2 separate regions of the Homo sapiens genome follow, and region 2 is linked to region 1. A link is a contact called in ENCODE Hi-C or POLR2A ChIA-PET data. All regions are on one chromosome and are shown on one strand. The core of a region is the stretch at or near the end of the contact, and the rest is flanking DNA. Distances in the headings are between cores, read along the strand shown.

The links. A loop is a pair of places that touch in the nucleus more often than their neighbours do. ChIA-PET counts read pairs that join two places held with the same protein, here RNA polymerase II (POLR2A). Pooled maps may share reads with other maps.
Region 2: a loop to region 1 is called in a map of MCF 10A, with 15 times the contacts of the local background. The contact joins two enhancer-like sites. A Hi-C loop is called at or near these places in 5 of 168 maps with a recorded cell type or tissue (GM12878, HepG2, MCF 10A and 2 more), 9 of 37 single-sample maps with no recorded cell type and 13 of 50 pooled maps. POLR2A ChIA-PET finds 5 or more read pairs at or near these places in 3 of 52 experiments (BJ, HEK293 and HepG2).

What each region holds. Positions count from the first base shown.
Region 1 is chr9:110,057,194-110,059,940 of GRCh38, reverse strand. All of the region lies in intron 7 of PALM2AKAP2 (PALM2 and AKAP2 fusion), which reads right to left. Among named protein-coding and RNA genes, the nearest start is that of C9orf152, 150 kb to the left of the region's middle. Within about 2 kb of position 1,425, at least 6 of the 41 ENCODE cell types and tissues checked have a DNase peak (open chromatin) inside an H3K27ac peak, as active enhancers do.
Region 2 is chr9:109,815,971-109,818,717 of GRCh38, reverse strand. The region is part of intron 1 of PALM2AKAP2 (PALM2 and AKAP2 fusion); the gene reads right to left. Among named protein-coding and RNA genes, the nearest start is that of PALM2AKAP2, 37 kb to the right of the region's middle. RefSeq lists an enhancer at 1,321-2,520. Within about 2 kb of position 1,402, at least 9 of the 41 ENCODE cell types and tissues checked have a DNase peak (open chromatin) inside an H3K27ac peak, as active enhancers do.

The DNA of each region.
Region 1 (2,747 bases), core at 176-2,675:
CAAATACTTTTCTCAAGACAATTACTGTACTAAAAATCGATGACCAGGTGCCAAATCTTCCCTTTCTGAGCATAACTGATAATCCTCCATAGACACTGCTCTCATGATCTCCACCCCCTAGTCATTCCCCATAGCTCCCTATTTTTCTAATGCAGAGCCCTCTGGAGCAGATCAGATGGTAAGGTGGAAAAACACAGGCTTCCCACTCCTGGGAAGACACATTCCACTCTGGCCAGAAGCCTAGCACTCTGGCTTCTTCTGCCCTAGTCTCTGAGTCCAAAGGCCAGGCTTGAATGTTCTGCAGCTGGCCGGTCACTGCCCCCACCTCCTTTCACATCCACAGCCCCACATTTCCTTTGCAAAGGAGAATGAAAGTTATAAAAAGATGATGCATAGAAATTGCAAAAAGATTTTATTTTTCTTGGAATGCCTTGGTCTTAAATCCAGTTTGGGTTCCAAAACTTGTCTAGAATAACCTATTTCAAGGATAATGTCCATGAAAAAGTAGTAGAAAATGACTATTCTAGTACCAACAACTAAAGAAAGCAGGAGGACATAATAGAACAACAACAAAAACACCAACTCTGTTTTAGAATTCTGTACTTCGAGAAAGAGCAAGTTAATTTAAGAGTAAAAACAAGACAGCAGACATTTCTGGCAACTCTCAAAGGGACTCTCACAACTGGATGAATGACAGGAGCTCTTTATTGGATATAATTTCACTTCAAAACATTTTCCATCGGCTGGGCGCGGTGGCTCACACCTGTAATCCCAGCACTTTGGGAGGCCGAGGCAGACGGATCACTTGAGGTCAGGAGTTTGAGACCAGCCTGGCAAACATGGTGAAACCCTGTCTCTACCCAAAATACAAAAATTACGTGGGCGTGGTGGCACATGCCTGTAATCCCTGCTACTAGGGAGGCTGAGGCAGCAGAATCGCTTGAACCCAGGGGGCGGAGGTTGCAGTGAGCCGAGATTGCACCACTGCACTCCAGCAGGGCAACAGAGTAAGACTCCATCTCAAAAAAAAAAAAAAAAAAAACCAAAAAACTTTCCATCAGTATACAATAAGCATACTCATTTTACTTCCCAGTATTGATACAGGTTGCTGTTCAGCTCAGAAAAGGAAGAAAGAGAAGAAAAAAAGGGAGAGAGACAGGGGAGGGAGGACAGATCTTTTCAGATGTTCTGGGCCAGGATCTAAAGAGAATGGGAAGGAAGGAGGGAGAGAGGATATGTGTCCACCAGTGGAAGTGGCTACAGTGTCGTGGCATTGAAGGAGTTGAGTAAGAAACAGTGAGGTGTGGATCCACGCAGGCAGGGAGGAAAAGATGGTAGAAACAGCGCTTTGGTTCCCTTTACCAATTATTCATTATTTGCGTTCCTCCCCCAGCCTCCAGGTGGCACAACTGACCCAGCATATCCTGCTTGAGAACGGAAAGGTAGGACAAAGGCCAGGGCAAGTCTTAGGAATAAAATGAAGAAACAGAAGGCACTGTTGCCAGGCAGGATTGGGAATGGGAGGGAATGTTGCCTTGTAGCACCCTCAATGGTGGGTACTCAGTACATGCTTAGAAACTTTTCCACTGCATCCCTGATATTATTGTTTGAGAGTCTGACACTCTCAAAACTCTAATGGAAATCTTTCATGCTTCAGTTTAAGCTCTTTTTCTCTTTTCAAGTCCCAATAAAAATATTCCCATTTGCATAGCACACTGCAATTTGTATCAACTCCTTTAAGATCTACTTCCTAGAGATTTGCATACATCTGAGGCTACGAAACATATCTACAGGATGTGAATTCTACATCTAGACAATTAGACCAGGGTTTTTCAACATTGGCACCATTGATATTTTGTGCAGGATAATTCTTTGTTGGTGGAAGGGGGTGTCCTGTGTGTTATAGAGCGTTTAGCTGCATCCCTGGTCTCTACCCATCAGATTCTAGTAGCACCCTTCCTCCCTCACTGAGATAGACCAATGTTTCGGGTCCAGTCCATGGATTCAAGTCCTGAGTCTTGGCCAGGATGCATAGTTGTAATTGTCAGACTTTCCTCCTCTAAGCAGAGCTTCCTCACACAGTAACATGCTCAGGACTCATTAGGGATTTTGCTAAAATGCAGATTCTGATTAAGTAGGTCTGGGATGGGGCTCAGGATACTCTAGTTTTAACACGCTCCTGGATGACAGGAATGCTGCAGGTCCCCAGACCACACTTGGAGTAGCAAGCCCCTACAGCACTGGTTTAGTAAGAAAAGGAGAGGGCTGGGCGTGGTGGCTCACACCTGTAATCCCAGCACTTTGGGAGGCCGAGGCAGGCGGATCATGAGGTCAGGAGATGGAGACCACCCTGGCTAACACAGTGAAACCCCGTCTCTACTAAAAATACAAGAAATTAGCCGGGCGTGGTGGCACGCGCCTGTAGACACAGCTACTCAGGAAGTTGAGGCAGGAAAATCGCTTGAACCGGGGAGGCAGAGGTTGCAGTGAGCTGAGATGGCGCCACTGCACTCCAGCATGGCAGAGCGAGTCTCTGTTGCAAAAAAAAAAACAAAAAAACAAAAAAAAAAAAAACAGAGAAGGAGCTGGGTAGGAAAACTGACCTGACATTATGTAGCTGTGGGACCCCTGGATGGTTATGTGACTTCCAAATGTCTCAGTATCTCCATTTGAAAAATGCTGGTGACTATAAAGATTAAGTAAAATAGTGTAGGTAGGAGTTCAAGGTTGCAGTAAGCTATGATCAC
Region 2 (2,747 bases), core at 153-2,652, 240 kb after region 1:
CCCAACTACTCAAGAGAAACCCTTAATCCCAGGAGTTTGAGTTCAGCCTGGGCAACACAGTGAGACTCCATCTCTAAAAATAAAAAGTATACATGGCTTAGCATTTTTGAGGTTTTTCCTTAAAAAGCAAATTTAGCAGGTAGTATGTTTAATGAAAAGTTTTTATGTTTTTTACCTTCTTATCAATACAGATACAGAAGCATCATAAAACCAATGTTTAGCTAAATGAATTTTTATAAGGCAAACACCTTTGTAATCACCACCCAGTTAAAAATAAATAGAAATTGCTAGCCACTTCCAGAAGCCTCTCCATGTGCCCCACGCCAATTTTAATCCCTCTTCTTCCACTCAAAAATAACCACAGCTTCAGTTTCCATGTTATTGATACCCATAGCTCCTATGTTTATAAGATGCTATGATTCAGTCATTTTTTTCACCATTAAAAGATTATTTGTATTCAAGGGCTGACTTGTCAAAAAAAAAGAGATTGTGTAGCAAGTACATTTTTCGAAAGGCTTATTTATACCTTTTCTGTTTCGCTGCTACCCAGATATAATAAATACATTCATTAGCGTACACTATTTTTAAATACCTTGCCTCATTCCAAAAATATGTGCGGGGTTGAACACATGCTAAGAAATTCCCTCCACTAGGAGGCGCTACATCCCTTATGTCCTCAGACAGCTGGGAAGACTGCGCTTAATGTAACTCAGTTATCAGCGCATTTCTATGAATGAAGTCACAGAGGAACATGTGGGAGATCCACTTAACGACTTCTTTACCTTGCTGCATATCACAAAAAGGCTCACTGGTTGCCAGAAGTCCTGGTGAGTGGCAGGTTCCAAGAGTGAACTGATATTTCAACAACTACTTTTCCACTAACAACCTAAATCCATGAAATTGAGGGAGGGGGCCAGGAACATTTGGAACAAAGGGGCCCTGTTTCCAAGCGTAAATAAAATACAGCTGGTTTACAGCTGTGCTACCTTCCTCGCTGCAAGTCAAGTCATAAAACAGAATGAAACTTTCAGTAGTCACCGCTGTGAGGTTAGGGAATTCTGAGCATCCCTCTGGGCTCTAAGGTGACCAACTATTTGCTTTCTGAATTTCGTTTTTCAACCCATAGACACTGTATGGCTCATCAGAGAGGCAGATTTCCACTGCAAATTTACACAAGCCTAGACTGTCTATTTTTACACAATTGTTTGTTGTTTGCTTTTGTTTTTCAGATCAAAAAAATCTGAGGAATAGAGCTATGAAGACATCTGAACTCTAATTATAGGGGTTTGAATTTTTTAGATTAGACGTGCTACCCTTGTGACTCACAGTGATGTGCATTTCCCTGGTCTGATCATTAGCATACCAGGCAGGCTCAGATGCCCAGCATGTATCACAGATAGTAGGACATCATGCATATGCATGGGAAACTCCTAGCTCAAAATTGGCCTCTGATCAGACCAAAAGGCCAGTAACTGTGTCCAAGTAGCAACTCAACATCCACAAAGTGCCAACTGGAATGTTTTCCCATTTTAAGTGGGCACGGCAATCTAGACATTAACCAATAGACTTATAAGAATAGCTTGTATTGATTAAAGAAGCTTTATAATACATATTTTATTCCTATCATTTTATGTGCCTAAGATTTATTCCTTAAAATACTGATTCACTGATTTAGAAAACTCGGTAGGGGTAAATAAATCTGGTTGAATAAAGTTGAAAATAGACTACATCCTATAGTTTTTAAAAAAATATTAGAAGAGTATTTGTACCGCCTCCAGACAAACTGGTAGTTGTCCGTTGCATTTCAGACTCAATGAATATGGGCTCTTAAGCCAGATGGCATTAGGATCAGGAAGTGGGTTTGGCACTTTTCTTTCTCCTTCATGTCATTTCCAGACCATGACTCCTCTGCCCTCATGGAAAAAGTCTCATCTGTTCCCTTGTTCCCTCTCTCCTTAACTCTGTCCCCAGCTGATCTTCTGGTCACTTCCGTACATCCACTGATGACTTCATTCCTTGGCTCACAGGAGCTATATGAAATCCCACCATCATCCGGGGTGACTTCAGTGTTTGTGTTCATGACTCATTCAACCCTATTCCCACAGTTTCCTGAAAACCTCAACTCTGATGACCTTGATCTTCACTCTCCTCAACGATCTGCACTCAGGGCTGAAATCTGGCCTCATCACTAAATGTGGAACTGTTTAGGTGCAGCGGCCCAGACTCCAACCACAGCCTCGCCTCTTTCCCTGTCTCTCACTGGCTTGTCCTCACACCTCTGCTCTTGGGTCTTTTCAAATCTTCTAATCTCCAGCTTCCTCTATCTTATCCCAGTCCATCATAGCCCTCCTGTCTTCATTTTTATGTCTTTTCGCCTAAGATCATGTGAACAATCCATTCCAATCACTGCACTGTCTTCCTATATCCTCAACAATCTTGCCTCCTCGTCCTTTGGCTACATCCAGGTATCTGGCAAAAATCCCAAATGAGAGCTAAGCACAGTCTCATTTCCCAAGATCAAACACCTACATAAGGTGCCCTGGAGTGTAGGAGAACGACACTACAAATCTGTGGTCTCCAACCTTATCTGAGCTCTCAACACTGTCCAGGGATCTTTGTACATGTTCCTTGTCAACTCTCTAGCTTCAGTTAAAGATACTTTCTCCCCAGGACAAGCCCATACTTAGCATAAATAGAACATCAATATCTTTTTTGTTTGTACATAAAAAGGCTAATAACCAGTACCT